Linked DNA regions of Homo sapiens: region 1 is linked to region 2. The links are chromatin loops, found by intact Hi-C in ENCODE. Cell type or tissue: stomach. All regions are shown on one strand.

Region 1 (4,000 bases), 210 kb before region 2:
GATATTTATTTAGTACTCCAGGCTACGCACCAGTGGCTGGGTTTTTTTTGTTTTGTGGCTCAAATCCATCCAGCTTTGGCCACTGGGAGTGCTTTCAGTTGGCTCTTCTGTCCTTTGACACGCCCCCAGCATCGGGTGAATTTTGAGGACTTTCTTGCTTTTTGGCACCAAGAGATGCTGCAGGCTCATGTAGTCTATTTCCCGCCCACTCCCTCAAATCAGCCATTTCTCCAAGGAGCCCTGGTTTCCCTTCTTACAGAATGGTTTTGGGAACCAAGACCTGGGTCCTGGATGGGCCTGTTGCTTCTGGGGTGTCATTGCTCCTGGGGCCCTCTCAGTGGTCAGTGCTAGGAGATTCATGTGCGCGTGCTGATGCTTTGTGCACGTATCGTCTAAAAGGCCTTCTCTGCCTCGGCATCTGTTTCTGTGTTAAGCTGAACGTGAGTTCATACCACTGTCTGCGGCTCTGAGTGAGGACCACAGGTTCCTTCTCACACTTCCACCCTGTGTGTGCGCCCATTCTCAGCTTCCGTGGACAACAGTTTCAGAGTAGTGAGCCGGTACCTCCGGGAAGCATCTTGAGCCACTAGAGCGCAGGCCTTGGGGCCAGTTCCTTGTGTGTTCAGACCTCCAGATTGCAGTCAGATTCCATTTCCAGGGTGATAGAGGTCACCTTCTTCCCCTACTTCAGTGAGGTTGTGAGGTGGGTGCTCCTGCAGTCTTTCCCACTGCGCCCCACCTGGGCAAGCGTCCATGCTGTGGAACGCCAGCTCCTGCAGGCCAGAAGAGGGCCCGCGCGCTAGGAAATGTTTACGGCGTATGGGCATCCGGCTGTGCCGGCCCTCTCACTGGGAATTGCTGCCTCCTGCCATGAGCTGCTTGTCCTGCCTCCGTTTGGACCTCTGTCTCTGGGACCTGTCCCCTCAGTCCCCTCCTGACCCTTGCTCCTGGCTCTTCTCCCTCCCAGTGCAGATGCTCCGCACACCTCCGGCTTCTCCCTTGGTGCGCTGACTGTCCCCATCACTCCAGGGAGGTTTCACTGTTCCTGAGTCAGCGGAAGCACAGGGTCAGGCCCTACGGGCCAGGTCCGGTGGCTCCAAGATGCCATCAGGGACCCAGCCTCCCCCAGGTTTCTGCCCAGTCATTCTTGGGTGACTCCAACCCTCAGGCTCCTTACCTCATGGTTGCAGGACGGCTGCACTGCCTCCCTCGCCTCATGCAGGAGAGTGGGCAGGAAAGAGTTCTAGGAGAGTGGGCAGGGCAAAAGGCAGCAGAAGCGCAAGGCTGCTGAGCCTCTGCTCCCCACGCTTCTTCAGGAACTCTCCCCAGCCTTCACCACAGCCATGCGTCCTTCTGTCTATTGGCTGTGCCGCCTGGTTGGCTGTGGCTTCCAGCGGGGCTGGAGATGGGTTCATGGTGGACACAGCACCTCCCTCGTGGAGCTGCTTGGGGGCAAACCACGAGTAGTCCCTGGGACTCCAGCTTCGAGCCCTGTCTTTACGGACCACCCCGTCTAGACTTTCTGAGTGGCTTCCCTCCCCCACTGAAAACTCCCTGCCCCAGAGTTCCTCCCAGAGCCCGTCCCCTTTGGGACTCAGCTTTATTACCGCCTCCACCCTCTCCTCAGTCTCTAGGCTGTCGGTCTCAGGTGACTCACCCCTCCCCACTGCATTCTGCCTGCCCCCATGTCCTCCCTCATTCCAGCCCTGGTCATCCCACAGGGGAACAGCCACGAGTTGCCGCTCCCTCCCATCCCTGTCCTCCCGCCTGCCACCTGAGCCAGGCCCCGCCTCGCCCCTCACTGTCCTCGTTCTCTCTCACAGTCAGGAACCTTCCGTGGCTGGAGGGTGGCAGAAAGACTGTTTGGTGTCTCCTATATCCTCAGGTCTCCACAGCACTGTTGCTAGCCTGGCTCTGGGCGTGAAGCCTGTGCTCTGAAGCTGCATTTTCCCGGCAGCAGGTCCAGGCTTCCCCAGCCCTGGCAGCATTGTTTCTGTCCCCCATCACATCTCTGTGTCCCTACTTCTCACTCTAAAGGGCCTTGCCCTCTTTTCCCAGTGGCCTCCCTTCTGTCCTCTGAGGCAGAGCCCTTCACGTCCTCGCCAGTCTCTCTTCCTCCCTCCCTCCCTCAGCTGCCCTAAACACAGTTTCTCTGCCCACTCGGAGGGCTGTGGCCATGTTGGCCTCGCCCCTGACAGCCAGTGGCTATGGGTTTGCACAGTGAGCCATTGATGAGAGACCGGCACTTGACTCTCATTTCCTTGTTCCATCAGAACGCTGTCCAACTGGGCGTACGAGTTTGACAAGTGGGCCCCCTCCGTGGTGAAGGTGTCTTACAAGGTAGGTCACAGCCACTGAGGTTTCCTCTCTTGCTACGGAGGTGCAGGCGGTGGTGGGCAGGACGTCCACACATACCTCTGGACAGTGAACCTGAGAATGCTGGGTCTCCAGTCGCATGGAGTCTCCAGGACAGCCTGGAACTCCAGTCACATGGATCCGGGAGTTTGGACTGGGCAGGGACAGGGCAGATTAGCTCACTGGGGAGGAGACAGGAGTGAGCATGGTGGCCAGCACTCAGAGGCCAGCTCAGGCGCCTGAGATGGGGACCCAGGAAGAGGGGAGCCTGTCAGCCACCAGGAATGTGCAGATGGCGGTGCAGGCTGCGTGGTTCCCTCAGGCCCCGGCCGCCGCTGGCCTGCACTGCTTCCTCTTCCCCCTGCAGCGCGTGTTCTGCGTGGTGAGGTCTGGGGACGCGCCAGCGGCCCTGCCAGCCCCTTTCCCCACTACCCCTGTGAGGACGAGCCCTCCCGCCGTGTCACTGGGCAGTTGCAGGGGGTGCCTGTGCCCCTCTTGCCACCTGGCCACCCGGCTCCAAAAGCCGAGCTGTGCATCCTGCTTCCCTTGCAGGGATCCCCAGCAGCAAGACGGGCCTTTGTCCCCCAGCTCCGGAGTGGGAAGTTCAACGTCTTGCTGACGACGTACGAGTACATCATCAAAGACAAGCACATCCTCGCCAAGGTAACGTGTCCCTGTGGGAAATGCCAGGCCATGGGCCGAGTGCTCACACGTGGGTCACGCTGCCCGTCTCCTCCAAAGCCCCTACAAGTTTCTTCCCGGAGTCCCACCTGCATGTGCGTGAAGACAGCTGCCCTGTGTAGGGGAAAGGCCTAGGTGGGGGCGACCTCAGGTTTACCTCCCTAACTGTCTCCAGGCAGGCCCTGAGTCAGGCCCAGAAGCTGGGGCCATCTACACAGCATGCGCTCTGCCTCCTCTCGGGCCTTCTGCCCAGAGAGCCTCAGCACCAAGGCGTCTCCTGACCCGCCTACAGAGTCCCCATGGGGCCTTGGCCAGACCAGTCTTGTCCTCCTGTCTCATTGCCTTGGCCGTCCCTCCCTGGGGCCCTGGCTTCTCACCACAGGCCATGGGCTGAGATTCAGCATGTGGGGGAGAGCTCGAGGGCCAAATACCATGACTGCCTGCTGGCCTTGGGCAGCTGGTTCGGGCTGTTCTGTGAGGGTCCTACTGTCCTGGAAGCCTCTTCTGGGACGAAACTGTGAAGGGAGTCCCAGCGTGGCCATGACTGAGAATACGGCCCAGATAGAAAACAGACATAGCCCTCTGCCTCCAAAAACTCATGTTCCTCATTTGAGGAGGGGTAAAGATGTACCTGGTCTCACCCCTAAACATCCAGCTGAGTGAGTGTTGAACAGTAGAGAGTTTTTTGCGTTTTGGTTTTTTTTTTTTTGAGACCGAGTCTCGCTCTGTTGCCCATGCTGGAGTGCAGTGATGTGATCACAGCTCACTGCAGGCCTGACCTCCTGGCCTCAAGCGATCCTCCCACCTCACCCTCCTGAGTAGCTGGGACTACAGGTGTGCGCCACCACTCCCAGCTAACTTTTTTAAATTTATTTTTTATGGAGATGGGGTCTTGCTGTACTGCCCAGGCTGGTCTCAAACTCCTGGCCTCAAGGAATCCTCTCGCCTTGGCCTCACAAAGCAC
Region 2 (4,000 bases):
CCGCGTGGCCACCTGCAGGAGAGGGGTGGCCATCAGTGATGTCAACATTGCTCCGCCTTCCATCCATGCCATGCCCACCCTGCCCACGCCCACTCCTACCTGCTTGTAGTGGGCCCGGACCAGGCTGAAGACAAAGCCCCGGTCCACCAGGGACAGAAGGTCACTGAGGAAGAAAGCCAGGCTGGCGTTGAGGTGCTCGGCCAGCTCCACATCCTGGGGACACAGGTGCCTGTCAACCCACACACCCAAACCTCAGCCCCGACAGGGGCTTGGCTCTCACCAAGATCATCTGCCACCCCTAGGAGCTGTATCACTGCCCCAAAGCCTTTGTCTGTGGGCTGTGGTGACTCTGGGACTTCCTGGTTGTCCTCCTCAGGCTGCCTTCCCCTCCCATGCTCCTTAAGACACCAAGGCAGATATGGGCTAACTCCCTGCAAGATCCTCTCGCTCTCTCTGTCCAGAGTTCAGAGCTGGGGAGAGACTATATTTCCCAGCCTCCCTTCCAGTTGAACCACATGACCAATTCTGGCCAATGGGATTTGAGGGGAAAGTGAGGTGGCCACTTATATGGCAGAAGCAGGTGGGTGCCGGGGAACTGCCAGGGCCAGGCCCACACAGTGATGCCTCTACAACCTACTTAATACTCAGAAATAAGCTATGGTTATTTAAATCACTTGTGACTGTGTTGAAGCGAATTAGCCTCTGCCCTAACTGATCGACTCTTACCATCATTTATTTTTATTTTAATTTTAATTAATTAATTTATTTTTTGAGATGGAGTCTTGCTCTGTCACTAAGGCTGGAGTACAGTGGCACAATCTCGGCTCACTGCAACTTCTGTCTCCCAGGTTCAAGCGATTCTTCTGCCTCAGCTTCCCCAGTAGCTTGGATTACAGACACCCACCACCACGCCTAGCTAATTTTTTTATTTTTAGTAGAGATGGGGTTTTGCCATATTGGTCAGGCTGGTCTCGAACTCCTGACCTCAGGTGATCTGCTTCCCTTGGCTTCCCAAAGTGCTGGGATTACAGGCGTGAGATACCGCACCCGGCCTCTCAGCACCATTTAATGTGAGCTTTACTGAGCATCTACTCTGTGCCAATCCCTGTGAATGAGGCAGATGCCATCCCTGCTGCGGGTCCAACTCAATCCAGTGTGTGTGTGTGGGGCGGGGGCAGGGAGACACAAAATAAACAAGAATTTCAGATAGTTCTATGTGCTTCAAAGACAATATTAAATTGGTGCAAAAGTAATTGCAGTTTTGCAATTACTTTCAATGGCAAAAACTGTAATTACTTTTCTTTCTTTCTTTCTTTCTTTCTTTTTTTTTTTTTTGAGACGGAGTCTTGCTCTGTCGCCCAGGCTATAGTGCAATGGCGCGATCTCGGCTCACTGCAACCTCTGCCTCCTGGGTTCAAGCGATTCTCCTGCCTCAGCCTTCTGAGTAGCTGGGATTACAGGTGCGCACCACCACACCTGGCTAACTTCTGTGTTTTTAGTAGAGACAGGGTTTCACCATGTTGGTAAGGCTGGTCTCAAACTCCTGACCTCAGGTGATCCGCCCTCCTCGGCCTCCTAAAGTGTTGGGATTACAGGCGTGAGCCACCATGCCCAGCCTATAATTACTTGTCACCAACCTTAACAGACGGGGGTGACATTTTCAGAGATACTGAAGGATACCAAAGAGCCATGGGGAGAATGGCATCCTGGGTTAAGGGAACAGTCAGTGCAAAGGCCCTGAGGCAGGATGTGCCTAGCAAGTCCGGGGAACAGTGAGGTGGCTGATGTGGCCCTGAGGCCCAGCTGGTATTCGTTCTGCCCTCATACTCTCTTGAGCCACTCTGAGGCCTCACAAGTTAGCCTCAGTGGCCCTCAAATCCCTGCAACCCGGCCAGGCATGGTGGCTCCTGCCTGTAATCCTAGCACTTTAGGAGGCTGAGGTGGGTGGATCACAGGGTCAGGAGTTTGAGATCAGCCTGGCCAATATGGTGAAACCCCATCTCTACTAAAAATACAAAAAATTAGCCAGGGGTGGTGGTGGGCGCCTATAGTCCCAGCTACTTGGGAGGCTGAGCCAGGAGAATCGCTTGAACCCAGGAGGAGGAGGTTGCAGTGAGCTGAGATTGCGCCACTGCACTCCCGCCTGGGCGACAGAATGAGACTCCGTCTCAAAAAAAAAAAAAAATTAGCCGGGCATGGTGGCGCACCCCTGTAGTCCCAGCTACTCAGGAGGCTGAGGCAGGAGAATTGCTTGAACCTGGGAGGCGGAGGTTGCGGTGAGCCGAGATCGTGCCATTGCACTCCAGCCTCGGGGACAGAGCAAGACTCCATCTCAAAAAAAAAAGTGGATTATCACAGGCATTGTTCTTCTCTGGATCTCTTTCTTGGGGTAGTTTCCTCACCATCTGGATCAGCCCCTGGGAATGTCAGTCTTTGGGAAGGCTCCAGTGAGACAAGGCCAGAACCTTTGAGACCAGCTTGGAGGTCACATGTGATTGTGTAAGGGTTGGCCTGGGCCAGAACGCCATTTCAAAAATCTGGAAAGTTCCCAGCAAATCCAGAGGTCCCATTTCTCCTTAGACACCAGGCCATCTCCTGGCATGGGAACATAGGAAGACCCCATCTCTACACACACACACACACACAAAAATAGGTGGGTATGGTAGCACGCACCTGTAGCCCCAGCTACTCTGGAGGCTGAGGTGGGAGGATTGCTTTAGCCCAGGAGTTTGAGGCTACAGTGAGCCATGATCACACCACCACACTCTAGTCTGGACAACAGAGCAAGACCGTGTCTCAAACAAAAACAAATAAAAAAACAAAAACAAAACCACACACAAAAAAACCCCAGTCAATCTGGCCAGGCATGGTTCACGCTTGTAATCCCGGCACTTTGGGAAGCCAAAGTGGGAGAAGCCCTTGAGCTCAGGAGTTGGAGACCAGTCTGGGCAACATAGTGAGACCCTGACTCTACTAAAAAAAAAAAAAAAAAAAAAAAAAATTGCCAAGTATGTTGGCTTGTGCCTCTGGTCACAGCTACTTGGGAGGCTGAGGAGAGAGGATCCCTTGAGCCCAGGAGGTCAAGGCTGCCGTGAACTATGATCGCACCACTGCGCTCCAGCCTGGGCAACACAGCAAGACCCTATCTCCAAACAAAAACAAAAACAGCCAATCTGGACATAGCTGAGCCACATTCCTGCAGGGTTTCTGTTGGCTGGATTGAGTGATGGTCACCCCTGTTAGGTGGGACATCTGCCCTCTGCTCCACCATAAGCCCCACTTTCCCAGCTGAAACTGGTATTGACAGTGAGGGGTCTGGAGCTGGTGGCTCAGATTCAAAAGCCTCATTCTGCCCCTTCTCAGTCGTGTGGTACAAGGTTAAGCTACCACTCATTCGATGCCTCAGTTTCCCCATCAGTAAAATGGAGATAACAATAATACTAACTTCATGGGTTGTTGTGAGAATTTAATGATACGATCCAAGGCCGGGCGCGGTGGCTCACGCCTGTAATCCCAGCACTTTGGGAGGGCAAGGCGGGCAGATCACCTGAGGTTAGGAGTTCCAGACCAGCCAGGCCAACATGGAGAAACACTGTCTCTACTGAAAATACAAAATTAGCTGGGCGTGGTAGTGCATGCCTGTAATCCCAGCTACTTGGGAGGCTGAGGCAGGAGAATCGCTTGAACCTGGGAGGCGGAGGTTGTGGTGAGCCAAGATTGCGCCATCGCACTCCAGCCTGGACAACAAGAGTGAAACTCTGTCTCAGAAAAAAAACAACAACAAAAAAATGATACGATCCACATAAAATGCTTAGATATACAGTAAGTGCTCAATAAATGCTCCATATTATTACTATTATGATTAGTATTGCCTGCCTAGCCCCTGAGGGCATTGGAATTGGTAATCCAGGGCCTGAACAAGTCCACTGTCAGGGTCTCAGAACATCAACATCCATTTATTGAGCACTTGCTGTATACTCTGACTGTGCTAAGGGTTAAT

The links. Peaks named below come from ENCODE experiments on the same cell type or tissue, not always from the same donor. Only the 100,000 strongest peaks of a DNase experiment are listed, where the experiment ranks them.
Region 1: it touches region 2 in a loop (2.3-fold over the local background); 2 of 110 quality-filtered maps call a loop at or near these places.

What each region holds. Positions count from the first base shown.
Region 1 is chr19:11,016,684-11,020,683 of GRCh38, forward strand. SMARCA4 (SWI/SNF related BAF chromatin remodeling complex subunit ATPase 4) reads left to right here. Exons shown (of 35, transcript NM_003072.5): 17 at 2,274-2,340; 18 at 2,908-3,018. Among named protein-coding and RNA genes, the nearest start is that of SMARCA4, 58 kb to the left of the region's middle. In stomach, no CTCF peak of the experiment used is centred here; a DNase peak (open chromatin) is centred at 1,618; H3K27ac peaks cover 803 bases.
Region 2 is chr19:11,222,894-11,226,893 of GRCh38, forward strand. DOCK6 (dedicator of cytokinesis 6) reads right to left here. Exons shown (of 48, transcript NM_020812.4): 25 at 100-213; 26 at 1-12. Among named protein-coding and RNA genes, the nearest start is that of ANGPTL8, 15 kb to the right of the region's middle. In stomach, no CTCF peak of the experiment used is centred here; no DNase peak of the experiment used is centred here.